2 separate regions of the Homo sapiens genome follow, and region 1 is linked to region 2. Evidence: chromatin loops called from intact Hi-C (ENCODE). Cell type or tissue: chondrocyte. All regions are shown on one strand. Each heading gives the region's core, and the rest is flanking DNA. Links, peaks and the distances in the headings are about the cores only. Region 1 has its middle 130 kb from the start of MIR3927. Region 2 overlaps PALM2AKAP2 (PALM2 and AKAP2 fusion).

Evidence for each region. Peaks named below come from ENCODE experiments on the same cell type or tissue, not always from the same donor. Only the 100,000 strongest peaks of a DNase experiment are listed, where the experiment ranks them.
Region 1: it touches region 2 in a loop (4-fold over the local background); 11 of 110 quality-filtered maps call a loop at or near these places.

What each region holds. Positions count from the first base shown.
Region 1 is chr9:109,635,572-109,644,334 of GRCh38, forward strand. It overlaps a transcript of PALM2AKAP2 not described here. Among named protein-coding and RNA genes, the nearest start is that of MIR3927, 130 kb to the left of the region's middle. In chondrocyte, for the core only: CTCF peaks have their summits at 4,765 and 4,997; DNase peaks (open chromatin) are centred at 4,760 and 5,320.
Region 2 is chr9:109,814,239-109,823,001 of GRCh38, forward strand. The region is part of intron 1 of PALM2AKAP2 (PALM2 and AKAP2 fusion); the gene reads left to right. Among named protein-coding and RNA genes, the nearest start is that of PALM2AKAP2, 38 kb to the left of the region's middle. RefSeq lists an enhancer at 1,960-3,159. In chondrocyte, for the core only: CTCF peaks have their summits at 3,832 (motif pointing left), 4,059 and 7,456; no DNase peak of the experiment used is centred there.

The sequences.
Region 1 (8,763 bases), core at 376-8,375, 180 kb before region 2:
AAGGTGAATCATTCTTTGATAGATCAGGAGGTTGAAGACTTCGGTTCTGTTGATAAATTTGACTCTTACTGCTATGACTTGGATAAGTTTTTAACTACTCTAAACTTAAGTTTTTTCATCTATAAAATGATGATAATAAATAACTGTCCTATAGGATAATTGCAGGATGAATATAAAACAACATATAAGCAAGGAAATTGCAAATTTCAGACTAGAAGAACTTAGCCCAAGGTCCATGGACAAGGGATGAGCTTCAGAGCATCAGCAAATGCCCTGATATTTTCAGCAAAATGTGGGTTTGTGCCACCTGTGTGTTTTTCATCAGAAGTTTATGACCTCAAGAAAGTAAGAATAAGTGCTTCTAGCATGGACTTTATGATATCATTGTTTTGCTTATTTCCCAATTCTAAACTACATTTCAGATAGGAAGAGCTGTTAATTTACTGACTTCCAGGTTAGAGAGGCATTAATATGTACTTGGTGTGCAAAGGATCCTCAGTGAACTCAGCTTAATGAATTAACTATGATTTCACTAATTAACTAGCTAATGAATTAACTATTAGAGAATGTGTACCCATGTATCTGCATAGTCATACTCTGCTACTTTGTAGCTGATATGGTCTGAGTGTGTGTCTCCTCCAAATCTCATGTTAACATGTGATCCCTAGTGTTGGAGGTGGGGCCTAGTGGGAGGTATTGGATCATGGAGGTGGATCCCTCACGAATGGCTTAGAGCCATTTCCTTGGTGATGAGTGAGTTCTTGCTCTGTTAGTTCATGCGATATCTGGTGGTTTAAGAGTCTGGGACCGCTACTCTCTCTTGTTCCCTCTCTCTTGCTCCCACTCTTGCCATGTGATATACTGGCTCCCCGTTTGCTTTCTACCACAAGTGTAAGCTTCCTAAGACCTCACTAGGAGCAGAGGCCAGCATCATGCTTCCTGTACAGTCTGTAGAACTGTGACCCAAAATAAGCCTCTTTTATTGATAAATTACCCAGTCTCAGGTATTCCTTTATAGCAATGTAAATGGACTAACACCGTTAGTGATAACATATAGTTCACAAATAGACTAATGGATGTAGATAGCTATGCTATATTTACCAGTAGAATCTATATTATTTTAAGTAAATAAATAGATTACCTGGGCTAACATTCTTACTTCATTAACGAAAATAAACAAATTGGTCTTCTCAGTGTCTGTTATCTGTACTGGTTTCCTTTCTTCAAAGGGATATCATGAAGATAAATAAAGATATAGCTATTAAAATGTTTGAAATTTCAGGGAAAATTGCAATGTAATGAGGATGATGATGAGGATTAGCTAATTAGATTATTGTTTATTGAGTATCTACTAAGTACCAGACTCTGTTCTAGGCATTTAATACACTTTGTGTTTAATTTTCAAAACAACATTTAAAGATAGGTATTATTGCCCTCATTTTATAGGTAAAGAAACCTGAGACTTAGGTTAAGTAATAGATCCAAGTTCACAAAGCTAGTAAATGTAAAGCTGGAATTTTAATAAAAGTCTGTTTGACTCTACAGTCTGTTATTTTTTTTCTACAGTTAATATAGCAGAAAATATATTTGTGACTCTTAATAAGGCATAACCCAGCCCTATAAAATGAATTTTTCTTATTTTCCTATTGCATTTGAAAATTGTAATAGTCAGTCTACTAACTTTAAAAAACTTAGGATGTACCTAAAACTCAATTTAACCTTTATATTAAAGTTAAGAAATGCCCTTGAAAGGTTTCAGGCAGGGGGATGATATGATCAGATTAGTGTCTTTGGAAGTTTGCTCTGGCTGTAGGGTTGAGTGGGTTGCTTTGGATGTGACTGGGGGCAAGGAGGCCGAGAGAGGCTTTTTTAACAATAGCAATGGGGTTGGAGAGAAGTGAATGGCCTTGATGACTATTTAGAGGATAGCCTGGATAAATCTTGTTCATTGACTGGATATGGGAGGTCAGGATGGTTAGAAATCAAGACAGACACCCAGATTTTTGGGTGAGGCCTTACATCCTTTCTGGTATTAGGATAGGGGGCAGGTTATTAGGGAGAGATTTATAGGTGAAAATGACAAGTGCTTCTGGGACATACTGGGTTTGAGGTGTTTGTGAAGATGTTACAATGACCTTTGGGAATCGGTTTTGAAGTTTAAGAGCATGATCTGGACGACAAACTTAGTTTTGGAAGTCAGCATCATATTGGTGGTTAAGTTAAGCCATAAAAGTAGATGAAATTGCTCGAGGAGGGTATGTAGAGTGAGAAGTGAAGAGAATTTAGGCAAGAATCCTCCAGAACACCAAGATTTAAGAGACAAATAGAAGGGGTAGCTAGAGAGGTGTGGTACTGTGTTGTCACAGAAGACTGTTTCAAGATGGAAGGGATGACTCTAAATATTTACCCCAAAAAGAATACATTTATTCACATAAAGACCTGTACATGAATGTTTATAGCAGTTTTATTTCATAATTGCCATAAACTGAAAACAACAAATATTCCTCAAGTGGTGAATGGATAGACACATTGTGGTGCATCTGTACAATTGAAAGCTGTACTTATCAATGAAAAGGACCTACCTACCTATATACACAACATGGATGGATCTCAAAAGCATTTGCAATGTGAAAGAAATTGAACATGAAAGGCTACATACTGTCTGATTCCATTTATATGATATTCTAGAAGAAGCAAAATCATGAGAACAGAGATGAGACCAGTGGTTGCCAGAGGCTGGAGTTAGGAGGAGTGGATTGACTATGAAGGGACTTAAAAGAACTGTTTGGGGGTGATGGTCATGTAATATATTGACTATGGTGGTAGTTACATGATTGCATAATGTATCTAAACTCATAGGCCTGTACACCTACAAAGGGTGAATTCCACTGCCTATAAATTATACCTGAATAAACCTGACTTCAAGTAAAAAAATCAAAAACAAAAGGGAGCTGTTAAAATGTTCAACACAGCTTTAAAATGACATAAGAAGAGGACTGAGACATATCCATTTGGCATTGGGGACTTTACAGGGAGCAGTGGCAGCGGCATGGGGGAGGCAGAAGCCAGAACGCTAAGCATTGAGGAGAATGGCAAAGATTACTGGTTGTCTGTCCCCCATACCAATTTTCCCCTTCTTACATGGGAATGGAGGTCTCAACTTTTGGATAGGCTCATGACTATGCAGAGTAAAGACTTCTTTGTCTACTCTCCCTGGAAACTGAATGTAGCCATGTGACTGAATTCTGGCCAAGGAGATCTAAGTGTCCTGAGGCAGCTTCTGGGAGCCTTTCTTAAGAGGCATCAGGCGTGCTTCCTTTACCTACTTTTCTTTCCTCTTTCCACATTTATGTTGGCTGGAATGCAGACATAAGGGCTAGAGCCAGAGCAGCCAACTTGGACCATGAAACAATTTTAGGAAGGGAGACCACATATGATAGAGCAATGTTTTGTAGGAGCCTGGATCTCTTTGCTCTTTCAGGAGTTGAGCTGATAAACTGGCCCAGGACAGCTTATCTCTGAACTTTTAAGACACAAAAGCACATCTTTTTCCTGTTTAAGCCTCTTAATTATTCACACATGAACTTAATCCTATATGCAACTGGAAAGGGACATGGACTGGGGGAGGGTTTTATGATCTCCGAATTCACATAGAATTTCTCTGTGAAGGGAAACCTGGAGTTGATACAGAATTTCCTTCCACAAAACAGCTCTTTGAATCTTCACTGGGTTTGACTTTGCATCTCACTCTCCTGAGGAAAACGAGGAGCAGTGAATCCACTGAGAACATTTTGCACGGTTCTCTTCCCAGCCCCTTGACATATGGAGCAGTCTCCCATCTAGAGCCACCATACAGAGTTGACTGGCAGGAAAGCCCTAGCCCTGTGGCTTGCATATCTGAGCCCTCTCCCCTTTCAACCCCAGTCCCTCAGGAAGGCTTTCCCTGAACACCTACCTAGGCACATCCACTTCCCTTTTATTCTCCATCAAAGCATTTTTTTAAAAAAACACGTCTTTATTAAGACATAATTCATAGACCACAAAATTCACCCAGAGTGTATAATTCAATAGCTTTCAGTATGTTCAGTTGCACAATCATCACCAAAAATTAATTCTAGAACATTCATCACAGCATCTAATTACTTAATTTTTATAGCAATATTTTCAGCCTGTGACGATATGTTTATTTTTGTCTTTATCTGTGCTTTGCCTTTCTACTTTAACCCGTGAGCTCCTGCAGGGCAGGGACTGTGATGGCTATGCTTATGCTTGGTGCTGCGTTTTCAGCACCTGGCAGACACCGACTCACAGAGGGACCCGGCTGCAAGATAGAAGAAAAGCCTGAAGCTGTCCCATCTACTCTGTATTGTAGCAGGTGCAGGACACCTGGATGACAACCAGGTCCCTGCTCTGGAAACCGTTAGGAGTAGAGGATTCTCAGAGGGGGTGGAGGCAGGGTGTGCGTACTCCAGGTGGCTTATTACCGCGGGGCCGGGGCCGTGGTAATTTGGGAAACCATAGTCAATATAGCTATTGTTTTCAAATAGCAGACTAGGGAAACTGACCCTGGACAATGTCTTCCTGGCAGGCGGGAACACGCAGAATTTGGAGTGAAACGGAAAGGGGCATGGGGTCGCCAAGGTGGTGAAACGCCGCATTAAGGCGCTTCAAGATAGCTGGAGTTTTGCTTGGGAAACTCAGAGGGATCTCGCCCGGCCGGCACAATGGCGTTTCTGAACCCATGCCCAGCCCACTGGGGGCAGTCCTTGCTGCTTGCAGAGGCCAGACGCTTCTTGCAACTTCTAAGCGGCGAGAGCTGCCACCTTGCCAATGACTCAACCGTTTGCCTATGCCCTCTGGGCTGTGCCACCAGCCGCAGCCGCCCTGCTCCCCCACCCACCCTTCTCCCCAGGCTCCGCGCCGCGCCGCCAGTCCCAGGGGAGCCGCCGGCGCACCTGGCGCCTAGGGCGCACGGCACTGCGCGCTGGTGGGCACCTCACCCGACGCCAGCTGCCAGCGCGCTCCCTCCCCGAAACCCTGAAGTGGGGTGTCTTGTCTAGCGCCCAGCGAACAACATTATCCAATTGCTTCCCGTTTTATTCGCAGGCTGGGAGCTGAGAGAGCCTGAGCATTCACTTTCAACCCTCCAGGGGAGGAGGGGGTGCGGGTGGGGAGGGGAGACGGCTCCCAGCTCCACCTCGCGCGCGGCGCGGCCAGTGCACTCGGCTCCGGGAGAGGCGAGCAGCGCCGGTGAGCCCCGCAGCAGCGCACCCGGCCGCGGAGCCCCGCGATGGAGTGAGTATCCCCGAGCCGCGCCGCCAGCTGCTCTCCTCTCGGCATGTTGCCATGGTGACCGCGGCGGCAGGCAGATCCCGCTCGGGTCCGCGTCCAGGATGGGTGTTTAATTTCAGCCCCGTGTGTACGCCTGGTGTTTCTATAGCAGCCGCCGCGGCGGCAGGAGGCAAGGGGTGGGAGCCCCGGGTGGCGTGGTTTTTGCGGCTGCCCCTTGGCTAGCAGGGCCTGGGGGGCGAGTGAGGGGAGTAGATGATGTTGCTAAGGACGGAGGCATATTCTAGGCTTTCCTATCTCTGCCCCAAGCTTCCGCTTATCGGGGAGTTGGCCGCAATAGCCATGACTTCCGATTCCTAACCATGTCAGCATTATTGGACTGCAGTTAAAAAAAGAGGGAGGGGGTCACTGCGGATCGGAAGCAAACGCGGTTCAGTGTGAAGCGTGTAATGGAAGGATGAGTTAGTGGGTAATATGAGCCAGGGCTGCAATGTCCTGGCTACTAGAAACCATCAGAAGACCCAAAAGAATTGATTTGTTCCTGGGGTATTGGAGAAATAAGACAAACATATTGGCGGCAGCCCGGAGTGGAATTACAACGTTTGGCACCGTGAATACGGCATGGATGGGTGGGGAAGACAAGAGAGGCATTAACCAGAAAAGACATTAAATAAAGGGCTCCGGTTGTGGGTCTGGTCTAGGATTCCTCTCTTCTCTGTGTTTGCATCCCTACATTGCTTTTTGGACACTCTCTCGAGCTGCTGCCACAGCAGGACCACTCTGACAGGCGACAGCCAGCCACTCCAAGGAAGGGTCATTTTTGGAGCCAGCTATTAGATCCCGCTCACTTGGTCAGCTTCTCCTCTTCCGTTCTCTTCCCACACTACTCCTTGACATTGAGGCCGTCTGAAATCATATTTCAAGTTAGAGATAAAGTCATGTTTTCAGACATCAGGACCTTCGTACCAAACCCAAGAAACCTTAGATGCAGCCTTTATCCCTCTGCGTATCTGATTGTGTAGATGCAATTTAATCCTCAGAAAGGCTGCTAAAGCAGAAGTGAGAGATGGTGTAGCATTGTAGGAGTCACAGTCATGGATTTCAGGCCCCACCTAGCCTGATACTGCTGTTATTGATTTCCTACTCCAGCAATTGAATGTCTCTGAGCCTCAGTTTCCCTATCTCTGCAATGGAAACAAAGATGTTCCTTACTCACTTTGAAGCATTATTGAGAGGATCATGTAATATCTGTATCTCTTCCAAAGGGCTTTGTAAATTGTAAGATATGTACAAATTTAAGGAACTAGTGTCATGTTTAAGAGCTGGGCTCTAGAGTCAGATTGGCTGGTTTGAGGCTTCTGACACTTTGCTGAATGATGTTAATCTCCCTGGGCCTCATTTTCCCCATCTGGAAAATGGGAATAATAATAGTAACTATTTCATGTACTTTTTGTGAACATTAAGGAAGTTAATGATGTAAATTGATACATACACATATAAGGTTCTTAGAACAGAGCCTGGCATAAAATAAGCTCAATAAATATCATCTATTATCTATGAATATTATCTATTATTATTAGGTTGGTGCAACAGTAATTGCAGTTTTTGCCATTACTTTCAACGGCAAAAACCGCAAATTACTGTTGCACCAACCTAATACTACAGTCTACAGCATTTATTGGGGTTTCGGATTGGCACCAAGCTATTCTTCATTTTAGACAGGGTCTCACTCTGTCACCCAGGCTGGAGTGCAATGGCGCTATCATGGCTCACTGCAGTATTGACCTCCTGGGCTCAAACAATCCTCCCACCTCAGCCTTCTGATGGGACTACAGGCATGCACAACCATGCCCAGCTAATTTTTAATTTTTCATACAGACGGGATTGTCCTATGTTGCTCAGGCTAGTCTTGAACTCCTGGGCTCAAGCAATCCTCCTGCCCCGGTCTTGCTGGGATTATAGGTGTGAGCCACCATGCCCAGTCTTTTTTTTTTTTTTTTAATTTATAAAGAAATACATGGTGTGGTGGTTCATGACTGCAATCTCAGTGCTTTGAGGACAGAGGTGGTAGGAAGTCTTGATGAGCCCAGGAGTTTGAGAATGCGCTGAGCTATAATTGCACCACTGCACTGGGTGACAGAGCAAAACCTCATCTCAAAAAAAGAAAGAAAGGAAGGAAGGAAGGAAGAAGAAAAAGAGAAAGAAAGAAAGAGAAAGAAAGAAAGAAAGAGGGGGAGGGAGGGAGTGAGGGAGGGAAGGAAGGAAAGAAAGGGAAAGACAATGCCTGAAGGGCAATTGAGAGTAACATAATTCCCAAGATACCACTGTTGATGTGAGAACTAGCAAGAAGCCACAGCAGGCTTGGATATACGGAACAGACTCGGCCTGATGCACACTTCATTCTTGTTCCTCACTGTCATTTTCTTAGACATGGAGACTGTCCTTTACAAGAGACTGAACATAGATCTAGTCCTCTCACTGGGTAGCGCTAAAGGAGAGCCTGGTCATTTGCCAGGGCAGCAACTTTCATCTTTATGCTCTCACATGGATAATCTAATATTTGATATGTTTCTCCCAGACTTAGCACTTGGGTGCTCAATAACTGGAACAGCACACAGGATTGGTAAGTTTACAAAGGTCCTCAGCTTTTTCCCACATTCCCTCTGAGTCTCCTGGCTAAGGTTTCCTCCAGGTGTGCTAAGCTCACACCTGGAACTCCTTGTGAACAAAGACCTTCCTCATCACATTCTTCTTGCTCCACAGGATCCAAATTACTGCCTCAATTAGCCTCCTTCTCCCTAATCAACTTGGCCTCAGCTTTCCCATTCCCAAGCAACATTCCAAAGTTCTCACTTCCTGGTTAACCTTCCCAATTTCCAACTCTGTTTTCTGCCCTACTTCGTTTGCTTCCTTAATGTATTAGGCTGTTCCTGCATTGTTATAAAGAAATACCTGAGACAGGGTAATTTATGAAGAAAAGAGCTTTAATTGGCTGATGATTCTGCAGGCTGTATAGAAGTGTGGTACAGGAGTCAGCTCAGCTTCCGGTGAGGCCTCAGGAAGCTTTCAGTCATGGAGAAAGGTGAAGCAGAAGGCTGGCAAGTTGTATGGTGGGAGCAGGAGCAAGAGCAAGGGGTGGCGGGGGTGTCACAGACTTTAAACAACCAGATCTCAGGGGAACTCACTCACTATTGCGAGTGAACACCAAGGCCCCATCCCCAGGATTCACCCCCAGGACCAAAACACTTCCCACCAGGCCCCATGTACAACACTGGGGATTACATCTCAACATGATACCTGGAGGGGGACATCCAATCTACATCACTTAATATAGTGAGCTTTTTCTTTCTTTTTTCCCTTTTAGAATATCATCTTTTCCTGTCCCTCCTTGGGTCTCACAACATTTCCCTTGTGCCAAATACTGCCCCTACCCTTCAATCTAAACACTCCCCAGATTTCATCTCCGGTAGAAAA
Region 2 (8,763 bases), core at 411-8,410:
TCTATTGCAGGGCTATACTTTCTTATCGGTAGATACATGGAAATGGAAATGCACCTGCTTTTAAATATATACTTAATGCACAAGTGTCAATGATATAGTTTTCACCTGAAGAAAATCTAGAGCCATCAAAGTACAGGGCGAGACATACTATATGAGCCTGAACGATTGTGGCAGGATTCTAAGAATCTGGATGATGAATCTGAAGAACTCTGTAACAAACAGATGCAAAGATGCCATATTTAGACCTCAGAGGAAGTGAGCCTCCTGTCACTGGGAGAATCCATTCATTCTCCTGATTCACTCATATGCAGAATAAGTGTTGATGGCCTTCTGTGTGCTAGGGATTCAAGGACAGTGCAGTGGAAAAGATGGGCTAGTACGGAGGATTTAGAAGGTGGTGTGGGACAATAAGTACTCTGATAGAGAAGCATGTGGTGCTCTCAGAAGTAACTTGTCCATGATCACAAACCAGTAAGTGGCAATTTAATTTTGAACACATGTATATCTGACACCAAGACTCATCTATCAACCATTAAGCTATATCATTGCATAAGCAGTTCCCTGTAACTGGATTGGAAGGTTTGAGATAATGGTGAGAATGGTGAGAAAGAATGATGGAGAGATGGACTGTCTTGTATGCCATTTTAGGTAGAGTTTGGATTTTATCCTGTGGGTCATGGGAATCTCTCAGGAAGTGATCTAGTTGGATATGCATTTTTGAGAGAGTACTCCACTGTAGTATATGAAGTAATTTGAATTGGGAGGGATGGGGAGTGGGCAGTAAGACCACTCAGAGGTGGCTATCTTGATACTGATCCAAGAATGAAATAGGGATAGACTGACATGAGAGAGTGGCTGTGGAGATGGTGAAGAAGGCATGGATTTGATAGTTATGTGGTTGAATTGCTGGAACTTGGTACTGATTGAGTAAAGGGTGAGAGGTATGGAGAAATAAAGTTGATAGCCATGTTTCCAGCATAGACAAGGGGATGGTTGATGTTGAACATGGAAAGAGGGACATATTTTGGGGAAAAGTGATGAGTTTATTTTGGACATGTTGAGATCATAATACCTTCGGAATATACATGTGAGATGCCTGATAGGAAATAACATGTAGGTATGGAATTCAGGAAGGAGATCTGGTTTTGGGGACTTCAGTAAATCTGCATCAAATAGTAACTTTAGCCATGGATGTGAATGAGGCTATCCAGGGAAAGAATGCAAAATATAAGGTCAACCTGGTGACTCACTGTGCTGAGGGAAGCCAGGGAAGCAGAAGGGGAGTCAGGGTAGACAGAAACAGGGGGGTAGGTGAAGATGAAAGAACTTTCCAGGAAGGAGGGAGTGATGCATGGTGCCAAATGCCACTGACAGGCAATGGTACACATTCTAAAAAGTGTCCATTGAACATACCAACTAGAAGGTAACTGGTGGCCCTCACAAGAATGGAAAAGCAGGTTCAGTGAGGTTGTGGAGTGTGGAGTTCAGCTGAGAGGAAGTTGGGGATTAAATGAAGTCTTTGTCTCCCTAAGTGGTGTGGCTGTGAAGGAAAGAAGAGAAGTAAGTCTTAGCTAGAGAGGGCATAGGATTTGCATGGATTGTTTTAAGAAGAGGAAGTCTAAATTCTTAGGTGAAGGAGTTAGGAGAAAATAGTGAAAGAGGTGAAATGCAGGTGAGTGGAGGATAAATGATGGTATGGGGTCCCTGAGAGGTCAGGGCATGATGGAATTCAAGGTACTGGTTATTAGCCTTTTTATGTACAAACAAAAAAGATATTGATGTTCTATTTATGCTAAGTATGGGCTTGTCCTGGGGAGAAAGTATCTTTAACTGAAGCTAGAGAGTTGACAAGGAACATGTACAAAGATCCCTGGACAGTGTTGAGAGCTCAGATAAGGTTGGAGACCACAGATTTGTAGTGTCGTTCTCCTACACTCCAGGGCACCTTATGTAGGTGTTTGATCTTGGGAAATGAGACTGTGCTTAGCTCTCATTTGGGATTTTTGCCAGATACCTGGATGTAGCCAAAGGACGAGGAGGCAAGATTGTTGAGGATATAGGAAGACAGTGCAGTGATTGGAATGGATTGTTCACATGATCTTAGGCGAAAAGACATAAAAATGAAGACAGGAGGGCTATGATGGACTGGGATAAGATAGAGGAAGCTGGAGATTAGAAGATTTGAAAAGACCCAAGAGCAGAGGTGTGAGGACAAGCCAGTGAGAGACAGGGAAAGAGGCGAGGCTGTGGTTGGAGTCTGGGCCGCTGCACCTAAACAGTTCCACATTTAGTGATGAGGCCAGATTTCAGCCCTGAGTGCAGATCGTTGAGGAGAGTGAAGATCAAGGTCATCAGAGTTGAGGTTTTCAGGAAACTGTGGGAATAGGGTTGAATGAGTCATGAACACAAACACTGAAGTCACCCCGGATGATGGTGGGATTTCATATAGCTCCTGTGAGCCAAGGAATGAAGTCATCAGTGGATGTACGGAAGTGACCAGAAGATCAGCTGGGGACAGAGTTAAGGAGAGAGGGAACAAGGGAACAGATGAGACTTTTTCCATGAGGGCAGAGGAGTCATGGTCTGGAAATGACATGAAGGAGAAAGAAAAGTGCCAAACCCACTTCCTGATCCTAATGCCATCTGGCTTAAGAGCCCATATTCATTGAGTCTGAAATGCAACGGACAACTACCAGTTTGTCTGGAGGCGGTACAAATACTCTTCTAATATTTTTTTAAAAACTATAGGATGTAGTCTATTTTCAACTTTATTCAACCAGATTTATTTACCCCTACCGAGTTTTCTAAATCAGTGAATCAGTATTTTAAGGAATAAATCTTAGGCACATAAAATGATAGGAATAAAATATGTATTATAAAGCTTCTTTAATCAATACAAGCTATTCTTATAAGTCTATTGGTTAATGTCTAGATTGCCGTGCCCACTTAAAATGGGAAAACATTCCAGTTGGCACTTTGTGGATGTTGAGTTGCTACTTGGACACAGTTACTGGCCTTTTGGTCTGATCAGAGGCCAATTTTGAGCTAGGAGTTTCCCATGCATATGCATGATGTCCTACTATCTGTGATACATGCTGGGCATCTGAGCCTGCCTGGTATGCTAATGATCAGACCAGGGAAATGCACATCACTGTGAGTCACAAGGGTAGCACGTCTAATCTAAAAAATTCAAACCCCTATAATTAGAGTTCAGATGTCTTCATAGCTCTATTCCTCAGATTTTTTTGATCTGAAAAACAAAAGCAAACAACAAACAATTGTGTAAAAATAGACAGTCTAGGCTTGTGTAAATTTGCAGTGGAAATCTGCCTCTCTGATGAGCCATACAGTGTCTATGGGTTGAAAAACGAAATTCAGAAAGCAAATAGTTGGTCACCTTAGAGCCCAGAGGGATGCTCAGAATTCCCTAACCTCACAGCGGTGACTACTGAAAGTTTCATTCTGTTTTATGACTTGACTTGCAGCGAGGAAGGTAGCACAGCTGTAAACCAGCTGTATTTTATTTACGCTTGGAAACAGGGCCCCTTTGTTCCAAATGTTCCTGGCCCCCTCCCTCAATTTCATGGATTTAGGTTGTTAGTGGAAAAGTAGTTGTTGAAATATCAGTTCACTCTTGGAACCTGCCACTCACCAGGACTTCTGGCAACCAGTGAGCCTTTTTGTGATATGCAGCAAGGTAAAGAAGTCGTTAAGTGGATCTCCCACATGTTCCTCTGTGACTTCATTCATAGAAATGCGCTGATAACTGAGTTACATTAAGCGCAGTCTTCCCAGCTGTCTGAGGACATAAGGGATGTAGCGCCTCCTAGTGGAGGGAATTTCTTAGCATGTGTTCAACCCCGCACATATTTTTGGAATGAGGCAAGGTATTTAAAAATAGTGTACGCTAATGAATGTATTTATTATATCTGGGTAGCAGCGAAACAGAAAAGGTATAAATAAGCCTTTCGAAAAATGTACTTGCTACACAATCTCTTTTTTTTTGACAAGTCAGCCCTTGAATACAAATAATCTTTTAATGGTGAAAAAAATGACTGAATCATAGCATCTTATAAACATAGGAGCTATGGGTATCAATAACATGGAAACTGAAGCTGTGGTTATTTTTGAGTGGAAGAAGAGGGATTAAAATTGGCGTGGGGCACATGGAGAGGCTTCTGGAAGTGGCTAGCAATTTCTATTTATTTTTAACTGGGTGGTGATTACAAAGGTGTTTGCCTTATAAAAATTCATTTAGCTAAACATTGGTTTTATGATGCTTCTGTATCTGTATTGATAAGAAGGTAAAAAACATAAAAACTTTTCATTAAACATACTACCTGCTAAATTTGCTTTTTAAGGAAAAACCTCAAAAATGCTAAGCCATGTATACTTTTTATTTTTAGAGATGGAGTCTCACTGTGTTGCCCAGGCTGAACTCAAACTCCTGGGATTAAGGGTTTCTCTTGAGTAGTTGGGACTACGGGCGTGCCTGGCATGGTTTTGACACTTTATTTCACTGTACTTTCGAAATAAGACTTAGGTACCAGTGAACACCTACATTGACAGGCCTGGTAATATCATTAAAACTTGAGCTTTTATGTTGTCTGTGGCACAGACTCTCTTCTTTCTAGTTCTTCAGAGAACTCCAAATTCAGTATTTCACTTGGAACATCCAGTTGCCATAGAAATGACCATGTAGGTTACAAGTTCATTTTTGTAACCAGTCAAAAGGAGAAACTAAGAATGACACGAAGGCATCTTTCCATTGGAAAAAAATCCTTTGCAGAGTCCCAATTTGAGAAAAAATACATTTTGCTTTAGAAGTGAGAGGCGAACAGATGAATTAGTAATGCTGAAATATTTGACTCCTTCCCCCACAGGTGAAAACTCCTGCAGAGCATCTTATAAGAAAAATTATTTTAGAGCAATATAGGTGATGGCAAATTGACATTGGGTTGTAATATTCTATCCAACATAGTTTAATTCTGAGTTATTCAATCATAACTAAATTTATTCAAGACATAGAATACATTTAAAAATTCATCTTAAAGGAAATTTCACAAAGGCTTTTACATTCGTGTAATCCAGATGAGAAATGAAGATAGGGGGCGAGCAACAAAGTTGAAAGACCCAAATTGATTCCGGAAGGACTTGCCAAGTTTCTATAATGCCTCATTAGCTGCTTATGTGGCAGGGAGACCTGGGAAGAGCAATAACTCTTTTCTAGGTTCTCAGGTTAGGGAATGAGATTTTGACGTGGCCAATATGATCTTATATGTCCATTTATGTCTTTTACCTTATCATTTTCTTTTACCTTATCATGGACAGAGTGGCCCCCCAGAAGCACAGGATGCAAGACAACACACATTTCAGTGGCTGCTCCTTCTGCATACATCATTGAGCTCTGCCAAGGGTTTGAACACACACACACGTAAATAAAGGCCTAATTATGTGTGTGTGTGTATGTGTGTGTGTGTGTGTGTGTGTGTGTGTATTATATGTATTAAGCTCTTTTTCCTTTCTCCATAGCACTGCATATACAAAGATCAGCCACCCTGAGTTGAAATAAACTGTCATGATCTGTTTGGCATTGTGAGATCACCACTCATCATAAAATAAGCTTTTTAAAATGTTAAAATTGAAGTGAGAGCATGAGCACAAAGAAACAAGGACCAGAAGGTGTTTATAATCATGAAAAATTGGGAACAATTCAATAGGAAAACAGGAAAATGGTTAAATATGATATGTTCGGAGTATGGAATATGATGCAGCAGTTACAAGTAGTAAAATAGATCAGTATGTACTGACATGAAGAAAATAGACTTACACATACCTTATGTAAAGGAGGTGAGGAAAAGGAACAATGGTCTTTTCTGTATTATTAGAATTTGAATATCAAAATTGGATTCATATATTACTTATATAATTAAAAAATTAAGTTAGTCAGACTTAGAACTCTTTGAAATCTAATTTTTGAAAGTTAATTTATGCCATCTGGAGGCAAACATGCCAATGTGATTGAAGTTTCAGTGGTAACCTGAATCCTCAGTCTCGTTGCACATTTACTCTGAAGACATTCTCAAAAGAGAATTGGAGAGGAAATCCACCCAGTGTGTCCCCTCATGTATGTCTGTCTGGGATGCTCCAGTGGTGAGATGCCGTCACCTCAGTCCATTGTGTTAGTTTATTGCAATGTTCTAGGGTTCAGTCTCAGCCCCATTCCTGCCAACTGTTAGCTTAAGGCCCTTGGGCAAAGGAGATAAAATTGTTCAGGGCCAACAGATCTCAGAGTTTCTTGGAACCTTAAAAGGAGATGACCCAAACATTTCTTATTCAAGATGCCACCAGCTCCAGTCACTCACAGTGACTTGCCACAGGGGCTGGTGATGTTAGCTGCTTCCTTGGCGTCTGAGTTCTGGCTTGTGAGCAGATCTTATGCCCAATACATCAGAAACTCCATGTCTCCTTCAGTTGTAGTCGTTGGGAGAATCCATGGGTTGACTGGAGCCTAAGGAAAGCACCAAAAAGTCACTAGAGGCACTGGAGTGGATATGACCTTTTCCTTTGAACAGCAGTTTGCACAACATATACCGGTGGCTTTGTAGATCTGGTTTTCATTACCATTTCTGTCCTGGGGCAGCCATGGAAGCCACCTGGATATTTCAATTAGTGCAGCAAGCTGGAATTCATTTACTTTAGAGTCTACTGCCTGAAGCTTCTCCCAGCTGGGCACCCAACTACGCCCAGGAACTTCTAGATATAACACAGCATCCTGATTTCAGTCTAATAAGTAGATCTATTTTAGTCTTCTCAATTTCCAGTCATTTTGAAAGTGCTCCCCTGTCCCCATACCAGGCATGGGTTCCATTCCCAACTTCTATCACTGTCAGTGGAGGTGGCAGCCTTGTGAGCTGCCAGGTGGGACCAGGTGCAACCCACAGCAAGGCCACTTGATGTCTCAGTCTGTAGAGTAGGTGCTTAATAATTGTCTTTGACGAGTTAATGGGTGCAGCACACCAACATGGCGCATGTATACATATGTAACAAACCTGCACATTGTACACATGTACCCTAGAACTGAAATTATAATGAAACAACAACAACAACAACAACAAAATAATAATAATAATTGTCTTTGAATGGCTGACTGAAAGCACATTCATATTATCTAGTCAAATGAATGTCCACCCTCCACTATAGAGCCTTTGTAACTGAGCTACTGGGGTCTACCTCATTTCAGAATCCCTCAGAGTCCATGGTGTATCCATTCATGCATTCATTGAGCAAATATTATGTACCTGTTCTGTGTTAGAGAATATTTGAAGTGGTGGGAATATAGTGGTGAGAAAGGCATGTTTCTGCCTTCAAGACATCACCATATGAAAGATACTCTGGGATGGATGGAGGGTGTTAATAGAACCCCAGCAAATTGACAAGGTGGCTCCCCCTGTGTCCTCTGGCTAGTAAGGGACTGGTGGCTCCATGAAACAGGGAGCTGCCCTGTGCTGCCCAAGGCTCCAGCCCTGCTTCCTCCTCATCTCCCCCCTGGACGTGACTCTGCCTCATGGGGAGCCCATTCTCTTAGGGATCTTTGTAAACTGATCTTCTTGTGTCAAAAACATCAAATGCCTCAGATTCCATTGCTTATAATAAGCACTTTGGGACCAAAGGAATTTTTTGTAATGAAAAAAACAGTTTTTCATAAGTTAATGTTTTTCCTTTGAGACCTGGATGCCCTTCTCTTATTCATCCACTGCCCATGCAGCTAATCAGATTTGAAGGGTAAAATAATACCAGACTTATCATTGCATGTTACATGAGAAATGTATTAGTTAGGAGTCTGGGGTTCTAAGGCATAGAGACAGCATGAGCTAGCTCAAGGAAAAAGGGGAGGGAATTGTTATAAGGGCACAGGGGTGCCCCACAGAATCGAAAACAGAAATGTGACTAGGCCTAAGGAAAGCGTCAAAAAGTCACTAGATTTTTTTTCTCTCTTTCATCTCTCTTCCCATCTTCCCCATCCATCTATCCATCCATCCATCCATCCATCCATCCATCCATCCATCTATCCATCCATCTCTCTTTCCTTCTCTCCTTCCCAGCTCCTGCCTCTGTATTTCTTCCTCCTTTTTTCTTCCAACTTTCATTTCAGGTTCAAGGGGTATATGTGTGCATTTCTTATATGGGTAAATTGCATGTCACGGGGGGTTGGTGTACAGATTACTTTGTCACCCAGGTAATAAGCATAGTACCTGAAGGTACTTTTTGGACCTCACCCTTTTCCCACCTTCTACCCTCAAGTAAGCCCTGGTGTCTGTTGTTCCCTTCTTTTTGTCCATGGTATACTCAGTGTTTAGCTCCCACTTATAAATGAGAACATGTTGTGTTGGTTTTTGGTTCCTGTGTTAGTTCACTTAGGACAACAGCCTCCAGCTCTATCTATGTTGCTGCAAAGGACATGATCTCATTATTTTTTATGGCTGTGTTGTATTCCACGGTGTATATGTACCACATTGATGTCCACCATTGATGGGCATTTGGGTTGATTCCATGTCTTTGCTGTTGTGAACAGTGCTGTGATGAACATATGTGTGCATGTGTCTTTATGGTAGAATGATGTATATTCCTTTGGGTAGATACCCAGAAATGGGATTGCTGGGTCGAATGGTAGCTCTGTTTTAAGTTCTTTGAGAAATCTCCAAACTGCTTGCCATAGTCCGCCTCTGTATTTCTTCCTCCACCTAGCTTCCTCTGCTTTCT